Linked DNA regions of Homo sapiens: region 1 is linked to region 2. Evidence: read pairs that join two places in POLR2A ChIA-PET (ENCODE). Cell type or tissue: PC-9. All regions are shown on one strand. Links, peaks and the distances in the headings refer to the core of each region. The heading gives the core; the rest is flanking DNA.

Region 1 (5,389 bases), core at 61-5,060, 140 kb before region 2:
CTGTATTCCCAGCTATTCAGAGGCTGAGGTGGGACGATCGCTGGAGCCTGGAAGGCAGAGGTTGCAGTGAGCCAAGATCGTGCCACTGCACTCCACCCTGGATTTATTTTGAGACCCTATCTCAAAATAAATAAATAAATAATAAATAATTATCTGTCTATATATAATGTTCAAAGCCTAGGACAAAAATGCTGTCTAAAATCTTTTCTCCATTTTTAAATGGTTCGAGGGCCTATGTAATATTTTTTAAATGCAGTCACTTTTTAGAGTTTACGAACTAAAAAAGATTACATTTTTACAACTCTTCATTTTCTTTATTCATCACCCAAACCAAAAGTTGTTTGGCATGCGATGCTGGGAGGAAGCTGTGTCGCTTTGAGGAGGTGAAAGAAGCTCTTAGAACCAACCTGCAAACAACCCCAGTCTCCCAGACGTAAACTAAGTCTGGTCAGAAACAACTCTTTCAACATTCATGTAGAAGAACTGCGGGTGGAACCACCCATGGATCCTTTAGGAATGAGGCACTTGTAATTAGGCAGAAAAAGGTGAGCTTTCAGAAGGGAGGAGGTTGCTCCTGATGAAAGTATCCCATTCCAGAGAAGACCTTATTAGGGCTAGTTTCAGAAGTTCCTCCCAGGACTCTCCCACTATCCTGGGGAGGTTTCCAACCCCAATCTCAGAACACTACCTTGATCAGTTCACTTTGGGTAAGTCCACAAATAATAGTAATAAGCAAAGTTCATGAAGACCCTAAATTGGTGAATGATATATGAAAATTCTACCATAATTATTCCAAGCCATGATTACTACAGTGGAAGCCAAAATAACTGAAAAATGTGCCAGGACGTATTTTCTTTCCTAGATATGGTGAGCAGGGCCTAGGTGAACTTTTCAGATTACCTAAATAACTCACTTTTTCACTGTAAATGTGACAAGAATATGGTACAGTTTTTCACGGGACTGTAGAAACTAGTTAGAGACATTTATTTGGTGAATTTAAAGACAGCCTATGTAACAATTCATATAATATTTAATAACTTATATGTACACTGCAATTGATTTGCATCAAAAACCTTTTACAACAACCTCAGGAGGATCCTATGACATAAGCAGATACTGTTACTTCATCTTTACAAATGGCTTTTTGGAGGACCAGAAAGGATAAATGGCTTGCACCAGCTAATCTAGTAAATTAGAGGCGGAGCAGGATTGAAAACTTGGTCTATGTGAGGCAGCCTAGTATAACAATGGACAGCAGGAGTCCATCAGACTTGGGCTTGATGCATACGTCTGTTATTTACCAGGTGTGTTACCTTGTGTAAATTACTTCACCAATTTTAAATCCTGGTTTCTATTTGTAAAACAAAGCTGATAATCCCTACTTCACAGGATTCCTCAAAGGAGTAAGACACTAGGTGAACAGCACCTGGGCTATTTCTCAGTCTTCTCTCTATTCAAGAATGCCTTAGCTGCATAGTGATAAGTCATTTAGTCTTTCCAAGTCTTAATTTCTCTATTCATAAATAGAAATAATTCAGACGTACTTGAAAACATTCTTGACTATTTTTTTAAGAACACCATACCATATTCTTGCCAAATTAACAAGTTTGCACTTTTATAACCTTGCTTCATTTGCTATTTGTGAACTATGCTTGTATAGGGGCTCAGTATTTCCATAATACGAAATAAATCATAAGATCTTAAGATCTCCTTCTCTTAAACACTCCAAAAACAGACACCATGAACAGACGTGGCCACAGGAGGCATGTATTCCGCACGGTCTGTAAGAGCTGCGCAGGCCAGCAAGCACAGGACTATTTCGAGTATTAACTTTTCTATAACTTTAACCATTGTCACTTGTAGTTCTGCCTGATACAAACATTCTTTTTTCATTCCTTTTTTTTCAAGCTGTATTTTTTATAAGCCAAGAAAACACAACATCAATGTGTTATTCTCCAGAGAAGTTAGAGAAACGGGAAGAAAGCTTTTCTAAAATTCAAATATGCAGTGCCAAGTGCTACGAGAATAGCATCTATGCTTCTTATGGGTACACTGTGAGGCAGAAACGGCTCTAGCTGGCTAATGGAAGTTCCATATCCAAAAAAGGAAACAGTTCAGCTTTTCGGCAGGATAGCTGATAATACAGACTATTACGCATAAAGGGGGAAAATGAGAACGTAATCTGGCTAAAAGGACTCAATGATCTAGTGGCAAGTCGATATACTCACCTAGGAGCAACCATGGCTTAATAACGCCAACTTGCAGGTCCGAGCTAAGGTCCTGCACATAACCACAACCACCCCCACTGCTCGGCTCTACTTCTTCCACAACATGAATTCTGGCATCTTTCCATGTTTCTATAATTTTCTTTCCAGTTAGCGTTGTCACCCTGGTGCATTGCTTCCTGAGATTATTCCGGGAGAATGCTTTAATTTCCTGGTTAAGGGAGTACATTACATGAGCAGTGGCTGGGAACAAATACAAACAAATCCAGCAGGCATAGAAAACGGCTGAACTGCTAGTCCCTTATTGCCCAGGTAACAAAGCCAGCCTCAGAGGTGCTCGCCCATCCAGGTAACCGCAGCAGCCACAGACCAAGAGACTGAGTCGTCCAGCTCCGTTTATCCCAGCGATGCAATGTAAGGCGAAATTTGATTGGTCATTGAGACACAAGTGCCGATTGGATGCTGTTTCTTCTTCCTGTCAGCCAGAAACCTGCATTTTCCCGAAAGGCTCGAGGGATCCACTGGGGAAGATTTCTTATTGTTGCTGTTTAAATTTAGCTTTCTAATACACGCAGAATGGTAAAATATAAGACTTCGTTGGAGAGAGGAATGATATGTCCTGGTTCTTTAAAGGCAGTGATTTTCTGATATATTCTGTTAGTGTCACTTACGGCAGTGACCATGGACGATCCGGGCTGACCTGTGTATCGCTCCCGCTTGAAAGAGACCGGCGGAGTCACCTTGCAAATCACCCTATGTCCCAAAGCCTTTCCTGCCTGTCTGCTTTTAGGCTAGTCCAGGAGGGCTAGAGCAGACGTTAAAAGTTATTTCTCGCTTCCTGTATCCTTCACACCTTCTGCTTTTGCTGTTAATGCAAGAGGAACGTTTACTAGATAAAGTTGTTGTGCGTATTTGTGAGGCAACAATTTAAATAAACTGGGAAAAAAGATATATTTTTTAAAATTTATGCTCATATATGTAGATTGACAAGAGCTTAAAATTTATTTATTTTCTGACTTTCAGCCTACATTTTCATTTCATACAGTAAATATACATCCTAAATAAGAATTGCAGCAAGTCCATCCATACGAAGAATTAAGAAAATCAATTGTGTAAGCATCCAAATTTGTAAAACAGATAAATAAATTATAGAACGATGATTCTGATTACCAAAAAAAAGTTTTGCAAAAGAAATCACAAGATTCCTTTAAAGAGAAATTTTTCAAACCCCTATTAAAGTAAATGTAATTTTAAATGAATTTCAACACAATGTATAAACACATATATAAAATGAAGAAGTTGCACTTATGAAAACTTTTCTTCCAATACCACATATTAAAATTTGTGTTGTTGTTGAAACTTTCTGACATAAAAAAATTCAACTGTTATGGATTGACTATTTCTGTCCCTTCAAAATGCATATGTTAAAGCTTTAAACCTCAAGGTGATGGTATTTAAATGGGACTTTTGGGATGTAATTTAGGATTAGACTAAGACCCTAGGGTAGGGTCCTCATGATGGGTTTAGTGGCTTCAGGAGAACTGAAAGAAATCTGCCTGCTCCCCTATATGGACCAAGGAAAGACAGTATGAGGACATAAGGAGAAGCTGGCTGTCTGCAAGCCAGGAAGAGAGCTTTCAGCAGGAACTGAATAGGCCAGCACCTTGATCTTGGACTTCTCAGCCTCCAGAACTGTAAGAAAATATATTTCGGTTGTTTAAGCAACAAAGTTTATGGCATTTTGTTAGAGCAGCCTGAGCAAACTGAGATATAAACCAAACTTCTCCCTCTTGAAAAAGGAATAGGCCCAGTACAGTGGCGCATGCCTGTAATTCCAGCACTTTGGGAGGCCAAAATGGGTGGATTGCTTGAGCCCAGGAGTTCGAGACCAGCCTGGGCAACATGATGAAACCCCAACTCCACTAAAAAATACAAAAAATTAGCCAGGTTTGGTGGCACGTGCCTGTAGTCTCAGCTACCTGGGAGGCTGAGGTGGGAGGATCACCTGAGCTAAGGAGGTTGAGGCTGCAGTGAGCCATGATCATGCCACTGTACTCCAGCCTGGGCAACAGAGTAAGACCTTGTCTCAAAAAAAAAAAAAAAAAAAAAAAAGAAAAGAAAAGAAAAAGAAAGAGAGAGAAAAATATATATATATATAAGCTCAGGCTATCTACAGGATGTCCTAAAATGAAAAACTGAAGAGATTATTTGCATCATTTAAACAACAATCACAGGCTCATCAAAAAACAACTCTAACCATAAATCAATCCATATATTTATCATAATAATGATCAAAAAAATAAGTACTATTAAGCATTCACTGCATGCTAGGCACTGCGCTTATAAACAATTTTAGATTCTTAGTATTATCCCTTAGCTGCTTAACAATGCTTTACACACATTATCATATTTGACCTCACCCCTATTTGTGATTAGAATCACAAATAAAACCTATGTTTGTTTCAGTCCAGTGCCTTATCTTTTATTTACTGTAGAATACGGCCCTGCTTCCAAAATAATTACAGTTAACGAATATTTACTGAGCATCAGCTATGTGCCTGGCACTGTTATAGTCATTGGAAATACAGCAGTGAATAAAAACAAAGTCCCTTCTTTCATGGATCTTATATCCAAGTGGAGAGAGCAAGAAACAAATATACATATAACCATGTTCGGTCATAATTTAAATGCTAAAAAAAGAAAAATCAAGCAAAATAAGGGAACAGAGTGAGAGGGCAGCGTGTTATTTGTTTTAGGGTGGTAAGAGAAAGCACTTCTGATACAGTGAAAATTGAACAGAGACTTGAATAAAGTGCAGAAGCCAGCCCTGTAGATATATGGGGGAATAGCTTAATAGCCAAGTGTCTAAATCTTCTGACAGATTTGGACTGTCTATGCCAAGTGCTGAAACAGGAGTGCACTAGTAGGAGATGGAGAGGTTCAAGAAACACCTGGGTAGCTAACTTGGCTTTAAGGGAGTGAATTAGGGGAAAGAGTTGGAGGAGATGTGGACAGAGAGAAATGATAATAACTTTGGCTTGTATTCTGAGTGATAGGAAGCCACAGGAGGGAACTAGGGAAAGGAGTCATATGATGGATCCTGTGTTGTGCTACCCAGATCCTTCTTCAATGAATACCTATTGTCTCCACTACCGGGTGTACTA
Region 2 (5,389 bases), core at 288-5,287:
AGTAATAACATCAAGCAACCTAAACAAAACTTATACTAATGTTTTCAAAAAAAGTATTTTTATGGATTTTCTGTGTAGTTTTTTTCCCTTAAATCAGATGTTATCAACCTTTCGTTTGTAAAAAACACCATGGCACTTTATATGCTTGCTGCACCTTCCCAACCAGGTCTGCTGAATTGAAATAACCAAGAATGAAGCAATGGATATGTGTATTTGGAAAGAGCACCACAGGTGATTGTGATGTGTACAAGGGCTGAGAACCATTATAGAGAACAAAAGTAAAGAAAATTCTGATTTACAAGAACTTTGTAGAGATATAGAGATCAGAAATTAAATTATAAACTTCACTTACATTGTGAAAGAACTGGGAAGTGTGATAGTGGTGAACTTAGTGGTGAAAGCAGACCGCACAGGTAACTGCAACAAAGAGCAGAATGTCTCTCTCACTTCTCTCTTTGTTGTTTTAGAAACTCGGTTTATTGTTGTCTAGGCTTATCTCTGACAGAATGAAATTAATTACATTTGTGTTATAATTTTTAAATTACTTTGTAATGTTTCTTTTGAGGAGAACATTCTTCAATGAGTTATACTTTTCTTGAATAGTTATCCTTCACACCCTTCCCTTATTTATATCTCTTCCTTCTTTTCTCTTCCCTTTTCTCAGTGGTCTGTGAAAGAGGAGTAGATAGTTTATACTTCCATTTTATAATTTTTGTTGGGAAACATTACTATTATATAATCCCCATCAAGTGGTACCATACCATAACAAGTCATTCTCCCTCTACTTGTATGTATCCAGTAATACTCATTGTCTACAGGCATACTCTAGCCTGCCTTTGGCCAGGTTTAACTTTAGCTAGTTTTTTTGTTTCAGTTGGAATTTGTTGCTATGTCCATTTTAGTGTCTACTTTTTATTATTGATGCCGTTCAGCGTCTAAGTAAGCATAAGATGATTCTTTATCCTACTACTTACCTTTGTTGCTTTTCCTGAACTCCTTCCTTCTTGAATTTGTAAACTGAAGGGAAACACTAAGCTTATATAAATAATTTTCAGATGCTTTTATTGAAACAACAAAAAAATATATGTAGCATAGAGCGTCTGGATTTCATGAATTGTGTTTCCTACTTGCCAGATTGTAATTTCCAAGCATGCTCTTATCTCATTAACACAAAGAGGTCTGTGCCTGACCTAGGATCTTTCTTTTTTTTTTAGAAACTTGTGGTGGAGAATGTTGATGTGTTAACACAAATGAGGACCAGCTTTGACAAACCAGACCAGATGGCTGCACTGTTTAAAAGATTATCATGTGGGTAACTCATGATACTTTTTATAAACATAAGAAGATCTTGATACTCAGTATTTAGCTTTGGCTCAAAATTTGTAACATAAATACAAGTAGTAAATTATGAAAAGTACTCTTTAGCTTATGAAGAGAACTAGAACATTTTTGCAGTCAAAGGATCATATAAGTGTGTGTGTGGCTTATCTGTTTCACAATTTTTCTTAACCATACTCTTAGTCTACTATGTGTCGCTAGTTCATGAATATTACCAGTATCAATTTGGTTTTGAACCCATTAAATTTAATACAGTAAATCTACATTAATTTAGACTAAAAGGATTAGCTTCTGAGCCTGTTAACTTTCTAAAAATCAACTTTATACGTATAAGTTACATACAATAAAATGTACCATTTAAGCAAACGGTATTTTGGATTTTGACAGATGGATGCATTCATATAACCATTGCCACAGTCTAGATATAGAACAGTTCCATCAGTTTGAAAAATTGTTTGCTATCTCTTTGTAGTTGGTCTCCTACCCCAGTCTCTGGCCCCAGGCCAAACAACCACTGATCTTATTTCTGTCACTATAGATTAAATTTGTGTCTGGCCTCTTTCACTTAGCATAATGTTTTTGAGATTTATTCATCCATGTTGTTAAGTGATCAGTAATTTGTTTCTTTTTGTTATTAGCTAAGATTGATGAAAACCTGAACCTACAACTTAAAAAAAAATTGTAATGTCTTCTTGACATTGATTCTTTGTGGGAGGTATATTGTGAAATCACAGTGAATCTTAAGTATTAAAGTGTGTTCAAGCAGATAACTGTTTTAGATATACTTGATCTAATGTTATTTTCTTTTGCTTTTTTTACTTGAACTGTTAAAGTTACAATGAAAAATTATTTTAAAGTCATACTTCTTGGTTAATTTAAAAGCCTTCTCAACACTAAAAAAAAAAAATGAAATCCCAAATAAAATATTCTTTGTATTTGAGAAAGCCAGAGAACAAGTTTATGTTCCTAAACAAAAAATAATCCAGAAGAAAACTAAAGCCATACATGTATTTAACATACTTCATATTTGACATTTTTCTCTTAAATGCTTTAGAGAATCACTTTATTAGGCTATTTTATCCTGTAAAACTTATTTAATTCTTATTGAATAAAAATTAAAGATTACCTTATAGGACAGATCTGTGGTTGCCAGGACTATAAAGGGAAAGCAATGAGGGAGATTTTTAGGGTGATGAAACTGTTCACCATAGTGGTGATACAAATCTATCATATGTGTCATACGACACATATCACTGTGTGTTACATAGTGGTAACACAGATCTGTACATGATAACATTTGGGGCTGGGTGTGGTGGCCCAGGCCTGTAATCCCAGCACATTGGGAGCCAAGGCAGGCAGATCACTTGAGATCAGGAATTCCAGACCAGCCTGGCCAACATATTGAAACCCTGTCTCTACTAAAAATACAAAAATTAGCCAGGCATGGTGGCACATGCTTATAATCCCAGCTACTCAGGAGGCTGAGGTAGGAGAATTGCTTGAACCCGGGAGATGGAGGTTGCAGTCGGCTGAGATAGCACCATTGCACTACAGCCTGGGCGACAAGAGCAAAACTCTATTTCAAAGAAAAAAAAAATGGAGCTGTATACCAAAAGGAAAAGAAAAGGTCATTTTTATTATATGATACTTTAAAAAACAAAAAAATAGACGTGGTAGCATTATAGGGAGGAGTATGAATAAGTAGGAAATTAGTTTTTAAAACTCTCCTGATCTTTCTTTTGTTATTGTACATTGGTTTACTAGCTACTTATATTTTCTACTCCTTTATTCTTATTAGTTTTGTTTTTTTCATGTTTTCTCCCATTTTTTAATACTCATTTGACAACCCCATTGGCCTTAACCCTATTTACTTTCCTACTAACAGTCTTTTGACTGTTCCATCTAATTAGAAGCAAATAATCCGCTGCAGTGTTCAGTACTTTATTTAACTCTCATTTGTGGAATTGAAACAATGGAATTTGTTAAAATTCCAAACAGAATTTGCAAGTTTTCAAAATAAAATTCATAGTCGTTTGTCAAGATTCTGCTTACTTGAATTTTGTGTATAATAATTAATGGTGACTCATTACCTCTAACTCATTGGCCATTTTGGAATTGGCCAAAACCAAAATCTAAATTGTTGAATGTTAATGACCCATATAAATCAAATTTGTCTTTAAATAGAATTTATTAAATCTTTTCTATAATTTGGAAAAAGAAACGATTCACTTGAGAGTGACTCATTTAGGAGAGTAGAGAGAACTATTTTTTCAGCAATTGAACTGTTTTCCAAAACTTTCTCTTTTTTTTAATTCTTTTGTGCTTCCTTCTCCCCATGTCCATATCCAGAAGTCAATGTGTTTTTGAAGGAGTTTTTCACAGTCAACAAGCACATTCTTTTTAAAAGATAAAGCATTATGATTAATTAAAAGTAGGTCTGAATTGGGAGGCAATCTGGAATTTATTAGTTTATTTTTATTTTATTTTATCTATTTTTATTTTTAAATTTTTTGAGACGGAGCCTTGCTCTGGTGCCCAGGCTGAAGTGTAATGACACAGTCTCAGCTCACTGCAACCTCCACCTCCTGGTTCAACCAATTCTCCTGCATCAGCCTCCCAAGTAACTAGGACTACAGGCATGCACTACCACACTCGGCTAATTTTTGTATTTTTAGTAAGATGGGGTTTCACAGTGTTGTCCAGGCTGGTCTCGAACTCCTGACCTCAAGTGATCCATCCTCCTCGACCTCCTAGAGTGTTGGGATTACAAGCGTGAGCCACCGTGCCTGGCCTTATTATCAGTTTTAAGACTTCTATGTGACTTGGGCAAATCTCCTTATGTCTGTTTAATATTTTTTTATTCTCTGACATTCTGTTTCTTGGGACTAGGTTCATCGCTTTACTGACTCCCTAATTCCAGACTAAAAATATTTCTAGTTTTCCTACAGCAATTTTTTCTTTCGAAAACTCATTCTATTCACATACCTTTCTGCCATCATCTACAAACCTATAAGTTGCCTCTGAAGATCTTTACTTTAGCAGTACTTTGGATGTTATTATTTCCTGAAATTGTTCCACCAGTAAAAATCTTGAACTTTGAAATTCAACTCTCAGATCACAGCCATGTCTTCTAGCTCTCCCATTCCTTTACACCTATTGAACTCCTTGTTCTGGCTCATTGAAACTTTTATGCCTCTCAGCTTTCCTGATCACCTATTCCTGGCTTTACATATTTTATCCATTCTGGACTATGAAATTTGGTTAGTGCATTCTCCCTTATGCTGTCATACCCTTGAGTTTTTGCTACATTCATTCCCACAAAGCAGTTTTCCTGATCCCTAGAAAGTCTCCTGCACCCTGAAAGCCAAGTACTGCTTGTGAAATAACACTTTTTAAGTCTGTCGTTAAACTGGCCTCTTTTTCATCTTACCACCTGTCTTACTTTGAAACTTTTTGACTAGTTTGTATGCACTGTTTGATTGTCCCACCTGTCCACTCTTGGTGTGCTGTAATATGTCCACTTTCCTGAAACCTTTCTGAAAGTTTGTTGGTGACTACTCATTTGCAAGATTTGGTGCTTTTTCCTCAACTCTCATTCTGTTTATTTCTCTGTCGTGTTTATCTCTTTTATTCTCCTTTTTATTAAAGCTTTATTTTCTTTATTTGCCAATACTTTTATCTCTACTCTTCGTCGTTTTTGCAGGTTCATCTTTTATGTAGTGTCAGCTTGTGATATCTTACTCTTCCATTTTTACTCTGCAATACTATTGGAAAAATTTTATCCCAAATTTTCTCTTCCCTTATCCAATATTTATCTTCAGCCTTAACTCTCTTCTATTGATCTCCAGATGTTTAATACCAAGTACTAGTTTGACCGGGGCTTCTCAAAGTATAACCCAGGGACATGTAACAGCACCACCTGGGAATTTGTTAAGCATGTAAATTATTGGGCCCCACCTCAGACCTGCTGACTCAGATCTCTGGGGCTGAGGCCCAGCAGTCTGTGTTTTAACAAGTCCTCGGGGTCATTTGGAATCATACAAAAGTTTAG

The links. ChIA-PET counts read pairs that join two places held together with the same protein. Peaks named below come from ENCODE experiments on the same cell type or tissue, not always from the same donor. Only the 100,000 strongest peaks of a DNase experiment are listed, where the experiment ranks them.
Region 1: POLR2A ChIA-PET joins it to region 2 with 14 read pairs; 4 of 35 experiments call an interaction of 5 or more read pairs at or near these places.

Annotation. Positions count from the first base shown.
Region 1 is chr2:183,075,999-183,081,387 of GRCh38, reverse strand. DUSP19 (dual specificity phosphatase 19) reads right to left here and starts at 2,641. Exons shown (of 4, transcript NM_080876.4): 1 at 2,229-2,641. The coding sequence starts at 2,454. In PC-9, for the core only: no CTCF peak of the experiment used is centred there; a DNase peak (open chromatin) is centred at 2,597; H3K4me3 peaks cover 2,552 bases; H3K27ac peaks cover 1,557 bases.
Region 2 is chr2:182,937,989-182,943,377 of GRCh38, reverse strand. It overlaps NCKAP1 (NCK associated protein 1), which reads left to right. Exons shown (of 31, transcript NM_013436.5): 24 at 1,215-1,308. Among named protein-coding and RNA genes, the nearest start is that of FRZB, 74 kb to the right of the region's middle. In PC-9, for the core only: no CTCF peak of the experiment used is centred there; no DNase peak of the experiment used is centred there.